Linked DNA regions of Homo sapiens: region 2 is linked to region 1. A link is a loop called in an ENCODE intact Hi-C map of the cell type or tissue named here. Cell type or tissue: mammary epithelial cell. All regions are shown on one strand. Links, peaks and the distances in the headings refer to the core of each region. The heading gives the core; the rest is flanking DNA.

The links. Hi-C counts contacts between places; a loop is a spot of excess contacts. Peaks named below come from ENCODE experiments on the same cell type or tissue, not always from the same donor. Only the 100,000 strongest peaks of a DNase experiment are listed, where the experiment ranks them.
Region 2: it touches region 1 in a loop (2.9-fold over the local background); 2 of 110 quality-filtered maps call a loop at or near these places.

The regions. Positions count from the first base shown.
Region 1 is chr12:15,270,349-15,280,409 of GRCh38, forward strand. All of the region lies in intron 2 of LOC105369673 (a long non-coding RNA gene), which reads right to left. Among named protein-coding and RNA genes, the nearest start is that of PTPRO, 47 kb to the right of the region's middle. In mammary epithelial cell, for the core only: a CTCF peak has its summit at 5,918 (motif pointing right); DNase peaks (open chromatin) are centred at 4,403, 8,603 and 8,983; H3K27ac peaks cover 3,945 bases.
Region 2 is chr12:15,399,509-15,409,569 of GRCh38, forward strand. All of the region lies in intron 1 of PTPRO (protein tyrosine phosphatase receptor type O), which reads left to right. Among named protein-coding and RNA genes, the nearest start is that of PTPRO, 82 kb to the left of the region's middle. In mammary epithelial cell, for the core only: no CTCF peak of the experiment used is centred there; a DNase peak (open chromatin) is centred at 5,143.

The DNA of each region.
Region 1 (10,061 bases), core at 1,082-9,081:
ATAAAATTATAGTTGCTAATCAGCTGACCTTAAAATAGAAAGTTTAGCCTGGCTTATTGAGGTGGGCCCAATGTAATCATGAGGATCTTTAAAAGTGGAAGAGAGAATCAGGAGAGAGCACCAGAGGTGGTAGCATGAGAAGAAGCTCAGCCTGACTTTGCTGGCTTTGCAGATGGAGAAAGAGGGCCAGGAGTGAAGAGGGCAGCCTCTAAAAACTGGAAAAGGCCAGAAAACAGATTCTTCCTAATAATTCTCAGAAAGAAACACTGCCCTGAGGGCACTTTGATTTTAGCCCAATATGTTAGTCCGTTATTGCACTGCTATAAAGAAATGCCTGAGACTAGGTAATTTATGAAAACAAGAGGTTTAAGTGGCTCATGTTTCTGCAGGCTGTACAGGAAGCGTAACAGCATCTGCTCCACTTCTGGGGAGGTCTCAGGAAACTAACAATGATGGTGGAAGGCGAAGGGGAAGCAGGCATGTCTCACATGGCTAGAGCAGGAGGAAGAGAGTTGCAGGGAGGTTCATGGAGGGGATGGTACCAACCCATTCATGAGAAACTGCCCCCATGATCCAATCACCTCCCACCAGGCTCCACCTCCAACACTGGAGATTGCAATCGAACATGAGATATTGATGAGGACACAGATCCAAACCATATCACCCAGTGAGACCCATGTCAAACTCCTAATCTAGAGAACTGCAAGTTAATACATCTGTGTTGTTTCTTTGCCACTAGATGTGTGGTAATGCGTTGTGGCAGTGATAGGAAATTAATTCATTCCTACACCCTTCTACTAAAGAATGATAGAAACTGTTGAAATTGCATTCCATTAGCTGTCAATATTGTTTATATTAAGTATTTAAATTAGGCTGCAAAAGTCAGGCAAGGAATAAACAATCCAGTCTTTTGATAGCAATACCAGAAGGATTTCATTAACTTGGGATTTCCTAACATCCAGTTAGTGATATATTGAGAAAGACCAAAGATCAAACCCCTATTATGGAATAAGAGTTATAGTCATTTATTTAGTATATATACATATACAAATTGTTCATATACAATATATAGTATATATGAGCAATTTACTTCATAACCTCACTCTTTCTATATATATGTGTGTGTGTGAACATATATATATTTATACATATATACATATATGCATTTTTTTCACATATATATTTTATACAGACGTGTGTGTACATATGTGTCTGCACACACACACACACGCACACATATATATATAAAATCCGGAACAAGTAAAAATATAAGATAGCAGACAAAATGTCTCAGTTAGTTACTGGCCAATCTGCATTTGGGTTTTTTCCTGTGCTTTAAAAGTGATATTGAATTTTCTCCAGATTTTCTATGCTGTTCTGATCCAGTTCGTGTTGCAACCCCATTTTCTTGTACCAAAACCTTTATCACGATTTGTAAAAGATTCTCAGTATGTAAAATTGTAATTGCTTCTAGATTTTGTCATCAATACTTTTATAAGGTTTCGCCTTCTCCAATAGACCTGAAAAATGCCAAGTTCTTACTTTGCCTGTTATCCCAGAGTGACTTTGCTTTTAGCTTTCTCAGTGCTTCAGCTCTGCATTGAGTTCTGATCTCTCTCCTAAGTCCTGTGTCTGTGTGCACTCAAAACAACATTGGTAGAGCCAAGTTAAATCCTCCAATATGATGTCAGGTCAGGAGCATAGCTTGAGACTTCTGTTTTCATCGTGGCTCTGCTACTTACTACCTATGTGACTTGGAACAAACTTTGGTGTCCTCCTTATTACTCCATTTCTCATCTATAGAATGGAAGATATTAATACACACCTAACAGAGTGGTTGTCAGGATTAGATGAGTATATATAACACTCATCTACACAAACATTTACCATATAAAATACCATTCCATGATAGTGAATGCTACCATGAAAGTTGTGCTAACCAGAACTAATATTATCAGGAAGTATAAGGAGGCTTAGCTTCTACATGTATAAATCTGAGTATTGATATGATATTGTCAAGACTCTCTTCCTCTCTTAGTTCTGCTTTTTATTTGCGCTGATCTTATTTTCAGGGTATCTGTTTGTGGTAGCAAAATGATTGGCAGTAGCTTCATCTTCTGAGCAACCACAGCAGGAGAAAAAAAAAAAAGGAGTATATCTTTAAAGGTGCTTCAATATAAATCCCAGAATTAGTTCTGATTGGCCCTAACGGAATCATGTGACTAGTCCCTAAACCAATCACCATGTTCAGAAGACTACAAGCCTCTTATTGGACAGTCTGGAAACAGAAGCAAAATAAAATTCGGGGAAATAGAAGTGAAAAAGCTGGCACAAATAACAAGCAAAAGCTTCCAGAAACATCATCCCGTTCAGCTGCATCCATCCTGTACAAAGGAGTCTGGTGAGGGGGCCCAAGCAGCTGCTGAAATCCAGCCAATTCCCCTCTTGTCCCACCTAACTGGGAGCCGAAGATCCTCAGGTGTCCTTTGTGCTAGGTGTGGCCCTGATCACATTCCCTTCCCCACTCCATGTCCCCAGGCCATGAGTAGGGCTAAGCTGAGAGAAGGAGAAAAGCTTTGAACTAAAGGGGAGATAAAAGTCTTATTTTTATTTGACGAGGCATTTTAATACCTAAAAATTACTAATTTTATATATACATAAAATATATATATACATATAAACGCATATATATAAAATATATGTATATATTACATATAACTAGTAATTTTATATAGTAATATATAACTACTATATATATAACTAGTTATATATATAAAAAATATATATATATATATATATTTTTTTTTTTTTGAGACGGAGTCTCGCTCTGTCACTCAGGCTGGAGTGCAGTGTCGTGATCTTGGCTCACTGCAAGCTCCGCCTCTCGGGTTCACGCCATTCTCCTGCCTCAGCCTCCCGAGTAGCTGGGACTACAGGCGCCCGCCACCACGCCCCGCTAATTTTTTGTATTTTTAGTAGAGACGGGGTTTCACTGTGTTAGCCAGGATGGTCTCGATCTCCTGACCTCGTGATCCACCCACCTCGGCCTCCCAAAGTGTTGGGATTACAGGTGTGAGCCACCGCGCCCGGCCGTAATATTCTTATAATACCTAAAAGGGACTGGAAAACTGTGGAATCACCAAGATACATTAAGGGATGAAGACAAATAAGACAGAGCAAACCCGAAGGTAGTAGTTGGAAGAAAAACATAAGACTGTGTTCAGGTTGTGCCTGTTAAGTCAGCTCATTCACTAAAGCTGGTTACTTGTGGGCATGATGGTCTCTTTACAGCATTGCAGAATTTAAAAATTTGTATAAAGAATATATTTATCACTAGGCACGCACCAGGAAACAAAGTTTCATTTCTCTGAAAAACTAACGGAGGCCGAGGAAGGAAGCCAATATTTATCGATGTGAACCATGAACTCAGCCCTGTATCTTCTTGATCCCCTGGAATGCTCCCAAAGATCCTGAGACATGTTATTGTTTCACATTTGAGGAAACTGAGTCTCAGAGATGATAAGTGATTTAACCCAATTCAAAGCAATGGTGTGGGGAGGGTCAAATTTAGTCCATTTTGATGAAAGCGTATTTAATTTCTCATCTCCCATTGTGTGAAAGTGAAAGCAGTTGTAAGATGGGCCCCATCTAAATCTCCACAGTCTCTGGGCACTTACTTGGGAACCCACACATTAGTCCCTCAAACTTTAATCTGCCGGGAGTCACCACACAGCTTTGACCTAGGTTAAAGTGAACTGAAACTGAAAAGGGTGTTGTGTAGTCCAGTTTCTAATCCAAACAGCTGAAGAACAGGGTGTGCGCCATAAATCACTGACCTTCACAACAGTGAACTTTTAATGTGGAGGCAGAGAATTTTTTTCATATTTGTGCAAAAAAAATTTAAGTTAAATTTTTGTGTTCAAATTCCATGCTTGTTCCTGGGGAAGGTGTGTATTCACTGGTGGAAACATTCTCCTTTTCTCTTTGCAGGAACTGCAAAGCCTACATACAAAGCCAAAAAATCTACTATCTAGCCCTTTTGTTTTAAAAAAAAAAAAAGAAAGAAATGCCAATCCCTGTCCTAGAGCACTGGTTGTTAAACTTGGTTGCACATTACCATCACCTGAGGAGCTTTTAAAATTCCAGATGCCCACACCACACACCAGACCAATTAATTCAGAACCTCACGGGGGTGGAACTAGGCGTCATTTTTAAAAGATCTCTGCTAAGTTGAGAACTCCAGAACAATGGTTTTCAAATATTGGTGCGCACAAGAATCACCTGACCTGACTGTCAAAAACGCAGTCCAGGGCCACATTTCCAGATTGTCTGATCTGATAGGACTGGCAGAGGCCCAGGAATCTACATCAGCACACCAGGGCTCATGACATAGGAGCCTCAGGACTTTATTTCAGAAGTAACCAAGGCATACGCCTTCTAATTTCATAAAACTTGCTTTATGAAAAGTTTCACATCAACTCAAGTGTTTACAGAACTATGATTTATAAGAATGAGTCATTACTACAAAGTACAACCTGTACCAGCAGTCCTACTCCTTACCATTAAAAATGATCCTGCACACAGAAAACATTTCACCCACATCCTATTTTACTTTACCTCTGAGTGTCATGACTGCAAAAAAGACAACGAGTTTCCCCAGAACAATTCATAGTCTCTATGATTGCCCTTAGGAGTTTGGTTTTTATTAGCATAGAAAGAAGGAATGAATAATTGTTAATAATTTGAAACATCTAGAAATACTTGTATTCCTCTGACTGTGCTTAGGGTTGCTTTAAAAACTAGCAGAACAAAAAGCTCATTTTTATTCAACTGCAATATTTAAAAATTAATAATAACTGAACTTTTAGGACAGCAGTGTCGGTGACCAAAATTTCTAATCAAATTATGATAAATGTGTACCAAACCCATTGTTTTTACAGGGTCTCTGTACTATCTGTGTAATGGCAGGGACCTTAAATCAGTAGTTCCCACATGACTTCAGTTTCTACATTTGCAGGACCTGTGTGTGGCAGTGGCTTTTCAGATTCCTCCTCCTTCTTTGGGCATTACTAGGATAAATGTAATTAAAGTAGTCAGTGAGATCCTCATTAAGCCTGCCTTTCACATCTACTGAGATCCTAGTGGAGTTTCATATAGGTCTTTCACAGTCTCATGGAGGAATCACCATCTTATCACTTATTTTCCTTTTTTTTTTTTTTTTTTTTTTTGACAGGATCTCACTCTGTCACTCACGCTGGAGTGCAGTAGTACAATCTCAGCTCACTGCAACCTCCCTCTCCTGGGTTCAAGCGATTCTCCTACCTCAGCCTTCTGAGTAGCTGGGACTACACCCAGCCAATTTTTGTATTTTTAGTACAGACAGGGTTTCACCACGTTGGCCAGGCTGTTCGGTCTTGAACTCCTGACCTCAAGTGATCCACCTGCCTCAGCCTCCCAAATTGCTAGGATTACACACCTGGCCTATTTTTCTTTCATTTACCCTCATGTCTACTAAAGGCTTGTTGGGATCCTGACTGATATCTGCGCAGTCAGGCAACGGGAGAAAAGTGAAGGAAAGCACACGTGAGATATTGATTGATTGGTTTTGCTTCCTAAAATTCAAAGACATCAAAATATCCAATAGAAAACCTAGCACATCCTTTCTAGTAGCAGTCATTTGGCTGCATGGATTAACAATCCAACCTTCCACCGGATGAAATAACTTTTGGGAAAAAATGAAAATTTTTTTTTTCCAGAAGAGAAGATGCTAAGCACCAAAGAGATGAGCTGGAAGGAAGGTCAGTTTTTCCCCAGTGCATGAAGAAGACTGATTCTAAAGCAAGGAATTCCTGGCAACTTGGCGGTTCTTCGCTCAGTGTCAGAATTTTAAAAACTAACAAATGTCATATTTCAGTTGGCCACAAGATGGCAGGATTTCGGCACATTCCCACAGATAATGGCCTCCTCTTCCCATCAGGATTAATGGATGGTAGTGATTTAAGCGTGACACTCTCTTCTCAAGAGACTTCATACTCTCATAAATGAAATACGAATATGGTTCAAGGACTTATGTTTTATAGTTTTAAAATACCAAGAGTCAGCGATTCACATAATATAACTGGCATCCACAAATGCTAAAGCTATGGAAAAGGTTCTAGTTTTGTTAATGGGCCTCTCATCTATCTCACTGGATGAGGCCTGGGAACCACCTGGACTCTGTTTTCCTTTGCTAAGCCTTTCTCAGAAGGAGCAAGTCTTGCTGCTACTGTGGACACACAGCTTCTGGGAGTTCCACAGGACCACGTGCGGAGAAAGGAAGGGAAGCAAACTTTGAAGGTGGAAATAAAGGAAAAGGTTGTGGGGGAAAAGAGAATGTTTTCACTTTGAGTTAAAAAAAAAAAAAGAGGGACAAAGAAGTGTCCAGTAGGGTACAGCCTGTCAGAAAACCCCAGACTGTGATACAGCTCTAACATATCCATTCATTCGTTCATTCATTTGTCCATCCGGTATTTATTAAGCAATTGTGTCTCAAGGAATGGAAAAAGGGGAAAAAATATTCTACCCTGAAAGAGCCAGTCCATTAGAACATTTCTTGAAAAGACTGAGAAAAAGAAAAATTCCATATGATAACTAGACTAAAACAAAAGAAAACTACAGAGCGATTGGAAAAGGAATTGGCAGAATTACAAACCATGTGAAGAATGAAGAGGGCGCCCTGCAGGGGTTATCAACAAGGAGTAATAGGGGGCCATGAGATCAGATAAAAAGTTAGAAACTGGGTGCTCCTGGGGAGTTGGGGGTTGAACATTTATTCGTAGGAAGGTTGGGACCCCATTTGGTGGGAGGAAGTTGGGACTGGAATTAGAAACAACAACAAAAAGTACTTGAGTTTCATCAGAGATTTCAGGACTGGCTCGTTGTATGACCTTGAGCGATTAGCTAAATCTTTCTAAGCTTCAATTCCTTCATCTGTAAAATGGATCCTGCAATAACTAACTAGGGGAGCTAATAAGGATGATAAAGGTGAAAACATAAGGGAGTGTGCCTGGAATAGAATTGTTCATTATATAATGTCAGTTGTTCTTCTTCCCTGTTGGACCATTTAAGAAAGTTAGCAAAAAATATACGGAGAGCAGGGCCCTCCGTGCTGAATAGCTAAACAGACACACTTTGATCCCAGAAGCCCAGCTCCTCCCCGGCACTCATACCTGCAGTAAAGGCAACGGTGATGGATTCCTGGCCTCAGAAATCCTGAGCTAGATTGATAGAGGCCCTATGCTGCATTCCACCAAGAGGCATGGAAACACACTGTTTGCCTTTTTATATAAACATATATACATGCTCCTCATGATAAGGAGAAAGAGAGAGAGACAGAGAGTTTAAACTATGAACCCTCTTTACACAGTACAATCCCATACTCCTGTTCATGTAACCACACAGCAGGCTGGGTTGTGGTCTCCTAGTTTTGACTGATGCGTGTGTGTGTGTGTCCGTGTGTGTGTGTCTGTGTCTGTGTATGTGTGTGTGTGTCTGTGCCTCTGTGTGTGTATATCCTCATATATGCATGTCCATGTACCTGTACCTGTAACTCAGATGCTGGCCATCTCCAGATGAACCCCATCTTTTCCCCTTTCCAACCTGGAAGCTGATGGTAGCATTTTTCTACACTCTACACAAAGGAAATTCACTCCACAGAGCATTAGGAGTGATGCAGAATTTGCTGAAGTCTTCTTCACCCTATGGCAATTCTTTTCTAAGTCTTCCTTCACCACCACCACCAGTTGGGAATTTGCTTCTCTTTGACCTTCCCTAACACTGCACCGAGCCTTGAACCTGCCCACTGCCCTCCTTTATAATACTGAGCCTCTGCCTCCTTCCCCTTGAACTTCAGCCCTCAGGCTGAGGCACTTTTCTGATGTACAAGGGTCTTTTCAAAGCTTCTTTTCAGCAAAGATGATCCCTTCCTAAAAATAATTTCTGTGCCAGTTATCATAAAGATTAATAATTTTCTCCACATTATAATGTCTATATGACTATAACCGCATACATTATTACATATAGAAATGTTTTTAACATGAAATGGAATCATATGATCATATCATGCATATTGTTTTCTGATTTTCAGTTGCTCCTCAATTATATATTTTGTGTATCTTTCCAACTTATTAGAAATAAGTCAAACTCATTTTTTTAAATTACTGAATAAAATTAGTACTTTAATGTGAGACAAGGTCAATTTCTTTGTGCTGCAATTTTGTTATTGACAAGATAGAACATAATAACACAGAGTTATAATGAGAATTCCTCAGCTACAATATTAGAGACCTTCAGTTGCTTAGAAGAAGTGAGATACTTAAATAATAAAAATTACATTAGCTATATAAATAATGCTAATAAAAGTTGCTAATATTTCATCAGCATTTTTCTATGTGCCAGGACCTATTCATACTCATTTATATGCAACAACTCATTTAATCCTCATAGCAACCCTATGAAGGAGATACTATTATTATTCCCATTTTATAGATGATCTTTCTGAGTCATGGGAAAGTCAGTAAATTGCTCAAGGCAACATAGCCAATAAGTGACATTGCCAAAATGCGTGAGTCTGGCTCTAGAGTCTGTGTTGTTAATCACTAAACCATCTATCATCATCTCCAACAGGAAATACTTTGTACAGGCTTGCTTGCCAGGGACCTGAACTGGCTGTCGTTGACCAAATTTAATAAACGTGCTCACTGCAAGTGGCGCTCCAGCTGATCCTGGCTTGGGGCTCTCTGCACTGCTCCAAATCAGGCAGCCAGGCCAAAAGAAGATATGTAGAGTCCATGGGGAACAAAGCGAGGCAAGGTCTGCTGAGCAAGGCATGGCTTAGAGGGAAAAGTGGGGTTGTGGGGAGAAGCTACAAGGAGACAGAATAAAATAATGAAGAGGAGTGCTGCCAGGCACCTGGCCCAGCTGAGGAAGCCTCTGAGGTGCGCATGCCAAATCTCAGCAGCTCCAAGCCCAGCTCCCAGAATAGCTGGAAGGAGGCACACTGCCAGCGAGCCACTTATTACAGCCAGAGCTGGGAGCACTTAATCAGATGCATCCGGTTTGTGTTCACAAGATATTAGGCGGAAATATGTGGTCAACTGCAATGAATTGGCATGCCCTGTAGTGGGCCAGCCATTGCCGGAAGCCATGTCTCCCACAAATTGAAACCTAATCTTTCTCTCCTCTAAGTGCCTGCCACAACTAACTGATTATGTACATTTAATCTCTGTCTGATATACTATCTAAGGAAGAGGAAATATTTCTTTTTTGTGATGGCTCTATGGAATTGAGAGTGCATAAAGCTAGTAGGACCACATACATGGAACACCCAGGGCAGGTATCCATCAGATAAGGCCAGTCTCCGACCTCCAGCAGGTTACTACACAGTGAATGTCACCTGATGCATCAGGCCCAGGAAGGCTGGCATAGAAAACGTGAAAACATCATGGAGAGGGTTAAGATGACCCTAAGGATTGCTGCCAGGAATTCCCACAAATGACATATCATTGTTGCTAGTTGGCTCCAAAGTCCTCCTGAATTAAGAGCTAACAGTTGGCGATCTCAGTGTATTTGGGGTGTTTACTATTCTTTTGAGTATTTTTTTTCTCCTAAAATTGCATTGCAGACACTCCTGGTGTCCTGTCCAGATTCCCTTACCAGGCCAGTGCACTCATCAACCAGTCGCTGTGACTGTTCCAGAGGATTGCCACCTTACCAGGACATGACTGGAAAAATTGTACTAATCCCACAAGTGTCCTATGGCCTGTGGCAGACTGAAGTGAGGTTACAACAGTTCAGCCACCTCACCCATGGGCAACGCAAACTTTTTATTGCATTTAAACATCAAAATTCCTTGGGGGATCAGTCTGAAGCTAATATTCTCCTAAAACCTTGATTTACCTAGCTTATCTTGCCCTATCTTGCTTCCCTTCCTCCCCTATAGCTTTGTCCTGAAAGTGTTCCCTCAGTAATTCACCTGGACAAAAATCCCTGCCTCAGGCTCTGCTTCTCAGAACCCTGGCCTA
Region 2 (10,061 bases), core at 1,191-9,190, 130 kb after region 1:
ACTTTGTCCCACTAATCTAGAAGCACTTTGAAGGCAGGGGCCATTTCTGTTTTCATTTACTACTGCACCTACAGTACCTGACATATAATCGTTAATTAATGAATAATTTTGTTTCATGTATAAAGATTATCACTTATTTTTCATATCTTGTGTCATAGAAAAACATATTGCTTAGCTTTCATACCAAGGTATTATTTACTATTTAGAGGTAAGAAGTGTTTCAGAAATATTTGTACTGCATTCAGAATCAAAAGACCTTTGGCCCGGCACAGTGGCTCTCACCTGTAATCCCAGCACTTTGGGAGGCTGAGACAGGTGGATCACTTGAGGTCAGGGGTTCGAGACCAACCTGGCCAACATGGTGAAACCTCATCTCTACTAAAAATACAAAAATTAGACGGGCGTGTTGGCGCATACCTGTAATCCCAGTTACTCAGGAGGCTGAGGCAGGAGAATCGCTTGAACCCAGGAGGTGGAGGTTGCAGTGAGCCCAGATTGCACTAGTGCACTCCAGCCTGGGTGACAGAGCAAGACTCTTGTCTCAAAAAAAAAAAAAAAAAAAGAGCCAGGTTCGAGGGTTCAAGCGATTCTCCTGCCTCAGCCTCCTGAGTAGCTGGGATTACAGACATGCGCCACCACGCCCAGCTAGTTTTGTATTTTTAGTAGAGACAGGGTTTCACCATGTTGGCCATGGCTATTCTTGAACTCCTGACCTCAGGTGATCCACCCGCCTTGGCCTCCCAACGTGCTGAGATTACAGGTGTGAGCCACTGTGCCAATGTGCCCCATTTTCTTAGGCTAAAGCCTGAAGTCCTAAACAAGACCTACAAAACCCTGTGTGATGAAACCCCCAGCAGCCTCACCTGCTGCACCTTGTACCGCTGTGCCTATTGTTCCCTGCCTTTAGTCAATCTCACCGTCATTTCTTCTTCATGCCTGTGTCATTCCCATGTCAGTGGCTCTGCATGCCATTCCGTTGGCCTAGAACATGCTCTCCTTTCCCCACTGCCATCCTTACCTAGTTCATTCCTACTCCACAAAAGCTACTCTCTGACAAAGACACAGTCTCCAACTCCTCCAACTGAGGCACCTTGCATCATGACAGGCTTTCATCATATTCTATACATTTCCATTGTGCAAAGTACCAATATTTTAATTAGCTTATTCAGTTTCTTATTCATTTGTTCAACAGATTCTTGTAAATGAGCACCTATTTTACACTGGGTACTTTTCTAGTCACAAAATATAGCCATGAACAAAATATACCAAAACTCCTACCTTCATGTATCTTCCATTCTAGTGAGTAACACTAAGTATCCTCACTAAAATATAAGTTACATATAGTCTGTGACTATTTCTGTCTTATTCACTGATGCATCCCCTAGCACCTAGCACGAATTGTTGCTTATGGTATATTTCAGCAAAAATAGCTTGGGTAATGATAGGGAAACAAAGAATCTTAACATTTTAGTGGCTTAAAGCAATGAAGTGTTTTCGCTTTTTTGTTTTGTAAGTCATTCTATATGCCCATCAGGTTGACTGGGAATGCTTCCTATATGCCCATCAGGTTGACTGGGAATGCTTCCTATCTTGCCACAGTCATTCAGAAACATGGGCCAGTGGTACAGACATTATCTCAAATATTGCCAGTCATGACAGAAGAGAGAGAAAACTATTCAGAGATTTAACCAGTAGTTAAATGACTCCCCAGGGTTTTAGCCAGAAGTTAAATACTCCAGCTTAGACATGTGCAAGACACTTCCACTTACGAATCACTGCTAAAAACTAGTCATCTCCCCATATGCAACTATAAGTGACTGCAAGGAAAAGCCATATTTTAATTGACAGCTGTACTACTGGCTATCTCAGATGGAAAACAAGAAATATTTGAGGAAAAGAAGACTGAATAACAATGAACAGTAGTTGTGATATAGATAAAAGCCCTACCTCTTTGTCTAAAATATACCTGTTCATAGGATGTGCATAGCATGGATAGATTAGGCTAATGATAACATAAGTTTGCATTCTTTCAGCTTACAAAGTCTACTGATAGTTTGATTAAACACAACCAAGAATGACAAATTTGCTATCCACAACATATGGAGTAGACATCCTACAGACAAATAACTGAGAATTCACAGTATATTAAAAATTGTTTATTCATATGAACTACACCATATTTCATAGGTCAATTTCATTAGACTGGCTCACATGGCTGGTCTGGCTTAGACACAGTCTACAGAGTTGATTAAAAAGTAAGATTGATTGCACATCTTGTTCTTCTTGCTGACTATAATTTTGTATTTTGCCTGAACATTCAATTTTCTATGTTTAATTAAAAATTAATTAAAATTTGTTAGAGTATAAATTGCATCTCATCATTTCATTGAATCCTAACTATAGGTCATGCCTCTTAAACGCAGAAATGGTCTAACATTTTATTTCAATATGAAGTAGAAGAATTGTCAGGATTATTTTGGTGCCCAGATGGGGATTTGGTATTCGTTTAACTAAATTCTGCTTTAATGTAGGGCATGAAAGGAGGCTTTGGGACTTAATTTAGAAGGTTTAGCAAGAGTGATAAGAAAACCCAATAGGAAGCCGGGCACAGTGGCTCATGCCTGTAATCCCAGCACTTTGGGAGGCTGAGGCAGGCGGATCATGAGGCCAGGAGATCGAGACCATCTTGGTCAACATGGTGAAACCTCATCTCTATTAAAAATACAAAAATTAGCTGGGCATGGTGGTGTGTGCCTGTAGTCCCAGCTACTGGGGAGGTTGAGGCAGGAGAATCCCTTGAACCTGGGAGGCAGAGATTGCAGTGAGCAGAGATCATGCCACTGTACTCCAGGCTGGAGACAGAGCAAGACTCCATTTCAAGAAAAAAAAAAAAGAAAACCCAATAGGAATTCCTCCTCAAGGTATAAGATTTTTGTAAAATCTGTTTGCTTCTGCCTAGTGGAATCCTCAACTACAAAATTCTGATGATTATAAGACCTTCTGAAGGAACAATCCACAATACTATGTCTTAGATCAGTGCTTCCCATCTGGGGTCCATGGACATACACTCAGGAGCCTAAGAATTCTCTATGTAAATTGTTAAACGTTATGTTTCTATTTGATAACAATATATATTGTTCAAATTTTATAAATTCTACATAATCAGGGTGACAAATGACAAATGTTGTCATTTGCCTTTATGTTTGTTATTTCACTGACACCAAGCAGTACTATAATGCTTTAGTTATTCTAACTATTTAATATAGTAGAGAATAATAAGAGAATAGTGGACTCAAACCAAGTATCATATAAATGATAAGCTAAGTAAAGGATAGTTTTAAAATAAGAAGATTAACGTCAACATAACTACATAAAACTAAAAAGAACCTGTACTGTCACAGTCAGTACAAAAATACACCCACCAAATGCACTGTAGAGTCAGCAAAGATCATCTGCCATGTTAAGGCAATGCTGACAATTTAAATCTTGAGCTTTTTAGTTTTATTTGATTGGTAAATTGTGTTATATTCCATATGTACCATAAACATTTGATTTCTTATTCATCTGAGAGTTTATATCTGATTTGACTTCACTAAGAATAAAATTCAAACCCCTTACTATGATATATAAGTCCCTGAATGGCGTGGTCTCTTCCTATCTGGCTTGTTGCCACCTTGCCACACTACCCTTTGACATCACACTCCAGCTTCATCGGCATTTCTGGCAGTTCTTTTTCTACTGGTGTGTCTTCTGCCTGGACAACTCTTCAGACTCTCAATAAAAATACTTCTTGGCCAGGTGCGATGGCTCACACCTGTAATTCCAACACTTTGGGAGGCCGAGGCGGATGGATCACCTGAGGTCAGGAGTTCGAGACCAGCCTGGCCAACATGGTGAAACTCCGTCTCTAGTAAAAATACAAAAATTAGCCGGGCGTGGTGGCACACACCTGTAGTCCCAGATACTCTGGAGGCTGAGTCAGGAGAATGGCGTGAACCCGGCAGGCGGAGGTTGCAGTGAGCCAAGATGGCGCCACTGCACTCCAGCCTGGGTGAGAGAGCGAGACTCCGTCTCAAAAACATACAAACAAAAAATACTTCTCATTTCTCCAATTTCAGCTTAATTATCCCCTGTTTGGTGTGGCCCTACTTGGCTTCCCTATTTAAAGGGAAGTCCATTTACTGCCCTACAATCACTTCTTACCAGTGTCCCTTGTTCATTTCCTTCATGGTACTTAGCTCAATTTATAATTTTTTATTTTGTTTACCTGATTATTGCTTGACTCCCCACCTAATCACCGAACATAGAATAGACACACACACACACACCAGAATGTGAGTTTCATGAGTACAGAGATCCCATGGTCTTATTATTTATTTTATACCAATTCCTTAAAAGAGTGTTTAGGGCCAGGCACTGTGGCTCACACCTGTAATTCCAGCACTTTGGGAGGCCAAGGCGGGCAGATCAGAGGTCAGGAGATCGAGACCATCCTGGCTAACACGGTGAAACCCCGTCTCTACTAAAAATACAAAAAAATAGCCGGGCGTGGTGGCGGGTGCCTGTAGTCCCAGCTACTCAGGAGGCTGAGGCAGGAGAATGCCTGGGAGATGGAGCTTGCAGTGAGCCGAGATCTCGCCACTGCACTCTAGCCTGGGCAACAAAGCAAGACCCCATCTCAAAAAAAAAAAAAAAAAAAAAAAAGAGTGTTTGGTTGTTTGGTACATAAAATAAATAGTATTTGACTAAATAACAAAATCCATCTCTCACTATGTCCAGAACTATATTTCTTAAAGTCTTTGCTAATTTTTATGAGAGGAAAATGGCATGTTATTATTTTAATTTGCCTCTGTGATTACTCATGGCATTGGACATTTAAATATGTTTATTGGCTATACATAATTTGTCAGGCAATTTCACATACTGTACTTTGCCTAGTTTTCTGTTGGGAATTTTTTTATTTATTTGTGTTATTTGTATAATCAGAGGAATAATATTATAATCAACTTGTGTATTAAAAATGTCTCCACTTTGCTCTTTGGCTTTCAATATGTTGTGATTTCTTTGGGTACCCAATGCTCTCCTTTTACGGCATGAAGGCTGTTCAGTGTTTTTCCAGTGGAAGTTATTAATCATACTTCATCAGTGAATAATCTGAGACTAAGAGAAAAAAAACCTTACAAATGACTCATGTTTGGTAGAATCTGTCTAACTCTAAAATGCATATTCTTTTCACTCTATGTGTCAACTGACTTCCATACAGTTGGAGAAGCACCTTATCTCAACATTTGGCAACAGATAGTTGTCTTAGTCAATTTGAGCTTCTATTCCAAAAATACCATAGACTAAGTGGCAGAAATTGGTTTCTCACAGTTTTAGAGGCTGGAAAGTCCAAGATCAAGGTGCTGGCCAGTTTGGTTCTTGGTGAGGGCTGTCTTCCTGATTTGAAGATGGATGCCTCCTTGCTGTGTCTCACATGTGCAGAGAGAGATCATCTCTCTCATGTCTCTTCTTATAAAGGTGCTAATCCCATGCATGAGGGTTTCACCTTCATTTCCTAATTACCTTCCAAAAGCTCCACCTCCAAATATCATCACATGGGGGATTAAGGCTTCAACATATGAATTTGGGGTGACATAAACATTTAGTCCATAGCAGATAGTTAAGTAAATCTATATTTCTATGCATATGTTTAAGGGAGGAAATAAGTTTCATTGCTTTATTGTCATATTCACATGAATATGTCATGAATATCATCTAACAAAAGGGATCCAGGGATCCTGAGTTTTAGAAAGCCTATCTTGATGGTTTCTAATGGAAATTGCTTATTTGCCTGCATTAAGTTTGTGCCAGCCAACTGAAACTTTTATGTTTCTGAGCTTTGGACCAAACTTTTATCATTTCAGTGTGGTGACAGTGTATCTCATATTAATCAGAAACTCTAATTGATCAGAAACTCTAATTGATATGAGTTCTAATCAGAACTCATAGTTCCATATGCCTTTGGTTAATACAAATGGGAAAAGGCATTATTTTCTAATTACCTATTAGGTAGACAAAAATATTTTCTAACCTAGAATCCATGAGGGGAGAAGATAACAATATTACTCTTTGCACAAAAAATTTTAAGTCATTATCTAGGACCATCTTTATTCCCATCTGACTGTACAAAGTATTGGCCGTTAAGAGAATGAAGGACTTTAAAATGACTGTTTATCATTTTTAATTTATTAGAAGTCAGTTAATTATTACATACTGAACCACAAGCTTATTTAATACTAGAAGATGAGTTAATAATAAACTGCTCCATTTCATCGAGAGTGATGGACCAATACAGTTACCAATGAAGCAGAACCAAGGGAGAAAGACATGAGGTACAGTGACAAAGAAGTGGGAGAGAGTTGTAATACAATATTTTCAATTGTGGAATCAAGTGCACATTTAAATATTTTTGTGCTATTGCTAAAGGAAATGCTATTTTTGATTAAGTTATTAAAGTCATTAAATTTAATTTTTTATTCTTTAACTAAATTATTTTATATTAATCTGTGGTTTGGTCAAGTTGTCTTTGGCCTACCATCCCACAAGAAGTCAGTGACAATGTTGGGACCAGAATTCAGGAGTCATCAGAGTCCATTGTTGTATTCTTATAACCATACTTCACTATCTCAGAGGATGATTTGATTTGTAATTACCACAATTACACATGCAATCTATCTTCTGCTGGCCACTTCTGTGTATGCGGCCATTGCACAGGGATATTGTTAAAATAAATTGCATAACACATGTAGGGATACATGCAGAGATAAATGATTTCTGTAAGCCCAGAAAAGATATAAAGAGCCATGAAACTTTAAATGAAATTCGTGTTTCTGGAGCAGCCAAATCAATCATGATCCCCAGCAAGAACATGCTTTGATCAGCATCAATTTTTCTTACAGTCTTACATACAATAGTCATCTTGAAATACTGTCATTTAAAAAATTAATTTCCATAGTGATTTTTATCCTTGTTTTGGTGTTATAGCCCCTTTATTTATTCAATTTCTGATTAGGCTGATTATATGCATTTTTTTCTCTAATGGACCTCCTTAGTTGAACAGGCAATAATGCCATAATATGCGATTAAATACAATTATGACTTTCTTCTCAAGGGCTTGAAATAGTCACAGTAAAAAATAAATGCTATAAATGCAAAGTGCCCTGGTAGAATTGTGCTTATAGAGGGAAACAGCACAAAATGTCAGATAAATGATGAGGCTCAGAAAGGATCCTTATAACATTTTGTTAACTTTCTGTCAGTTTTCATTTTACATAACAAGATAAACTAAAAAACAACAATACGAGAACAATTTTGGGTCAATACGAAGTGAAACAGAAGAACATTTTGTCTTTCCAGATTGGTTTATCTCATCACTAAAGTAGCATAGACTTAGCGATTAAATAGTATAATGCTGATGAAAATAGGAGCTAAAACAAAGACATGGAAGTAGTCCATGGTTTGGTACATAAAGTGTGTTTCTGTCATTTGTTCTTTGCAATATTTAATTCAGTCACAATCTCAGTGATTTCCTTGAGCTTTTGGATCACAGAAATGAGAATGCTGCTGTTCCTCCACTGCAGGGCTCTGGACCCCTCGTTGTTTACCTGAAGATAAGCTTCATCTCTCAGTTAATGGCAAAATTATATTCTGACCTCCAATCTAGTGCTTTTGTTAACTCAGCATTATTTAGAAAAGTCTAAGGACAAGTGTCAGTCTGGACCCTGGTGTGGCTGCTATGTGAAATTCAGTTTATCTGAAGGCTCATTGAAATTCATTTTGTGCATAAACAAAAAACTACCAGGTTCCCCCCACCCCCAATTCATTTGATCACCAGATCTGAAAGTATTGAATAAATCCGTAAAACCTAGTGCAGTGTCTAATTCTGAAGACACTTCAAAATATTAGTCTTGGGGCAATTCTGGGTACTGTGAGAGAAACAGAAAAATCAGAAGATGTATTTCTTCCTTCAGGTACTTTACCATCTACTTGGAGTGCCAAAGCAGCAGAACAACTAGAGAATAAAAGCTATGTGTGTATTGTGTAACCAGCTTATGTACTATATAACCCACAACCAACATCCAACCTGCAATTACAGCTAGGGTTTCTAACTTTTCTCTAAAATAACCCAAAACATTTTTACTCCTCTTCTTCTTCATTATTCTGAAAATTGAGCAATATAAAATTTTTAAAAAGAAGGGGAAAATGAAAACTAGAAAGGAAAAGCATACAGATGACTATTTCTTCAAATTTTTCTCTGATCTTTGTGTGAGAGACTTGAAACGAATTGTTTATTTATCAAGCTCATTCACTTTACCTTCCTAGCAATTTCAAAGTTGACTGCTCCTACAAGATGAGGAAATTAAATGATGAGAGAGAAGTAGGCACTGATGGGATGGGATGAGGGATTTGATGATAAGGACTGATTTGATCTCCTTAAAATCCTAGACTCTAGCCCAAGATTATTGTCTTAAGTATTCTCTTCTGTTATCATCCAATTCAGTCTCTAGGATTGAGATACTATTGTTCTAAGAAAGAATGTATATTTTATATCTACTATATGAATCTTTCCCTCCTTCAGATATGCCTGGATGCTTCTCTGTGGGGGTGGGTGATTTTTAAAGATGTTAGTCATTATTGGTCTCTACTAGAATCACCTGTTCTTTTTTTTTATTATGCCACATTGGAAAAAGAAAGATAAATTCAGTCATTTTTCCTTTATACTCTATGGAAGGCTGCATTATCAAGTATCTCTCCCCAAATAAGATCAATCATATCCTGTTTTGATAAACTGGCCATAGTGTTACTTTACCTTCTTTCTTTATGTCGTGTTGAGAAAGTTTTTTAACCTCAAGGGAAGTCAAAGTTTTTGTTTTCGTTGTTGTTGTTGTTGTTGTTTGAGACAGAGTCTCACTTTGTCGCCCAGGCTGGTGTGCAGTGGCATGATCTCCCTCACTGCAAACTCCGCCTCCTGGGTTCAAGTCATCCTTCTGCTTCAGCCTCCTGAGTAGCTGGGACTACAGGCGCCCACCACCACGCTTGGCTAATTTTTGTATTTTTAGTAGAGACAGGGTTTCACCATGTTGGCCAGGCTGGTCTTGAACTCCTGACCTCAAGTGATCTGCCCGCCTTGCCCTCCCAAAGTGCTGGGATTACAGGCGTGAGCCACCGTGCCCTGCCAGAAGTCAAAGTTTCTGTGTCAATGTTTTCACAAACATTATCTCTGAGGTGTGGAAATATGTCTTATTTCCCATTTTAAAAGTGATATATAACACCGTTAGCTTCTCTTAGCCTCGGTATCTTTAACCGTAAAATGAAGTATAGATATAAACATTTGTCCAATCTCTCCAACTAGATTATAAACCTCAAGAGATAATGAATAATAAATAATGCCACTTTGTATCTCTAGTACTTAACAGAGTGCCTACTGACTAGTAGATGCTCAATAAAAGTTGAGAATAATTATATTTCCATTTCTTCACTTTCTTGAATAAGGTGGATTTCTGTATTATCCTATAATTATTATGTTTAAAATAATATATTATTTTATAGTAATAACTAAGTCAGATGATCTAAGTTAAAACTTTCATCGGAATCTAAGAAGAGAAGAATTTGATGGAAGTCAGCCAACAAATATTATGCTGCGTCAAAACAGTGTAGCTGTCTCTCACTGTGCCAATTTATTTTACCCAAGGTGTTGCAACTTTGAGATACCTGACAAAAAAAGAGGCTCAAAGGTATTGCCAGTCTACATAGACCATCATATGTTGGTCCCGTCTGCTGAGAAACGTGGGTTTATGTGGAAGTTTTTCCTGACACTTAGAAAACAGCATAAGCCAAGATAAAATTTGCTTTCATTTGTCAATGCAACATCAATTCTTCTACAAGCAGTAGACTGGAGTTTTAAAGTAGTGACAACCCACAGGACGTATTCTTCCATCGTCTTATATATAACAAGCTGTTTCTCTCCCTGTCTATTAGGCTATTCTTACATTGCTATAAAGAAATGCCTGATACTGGAT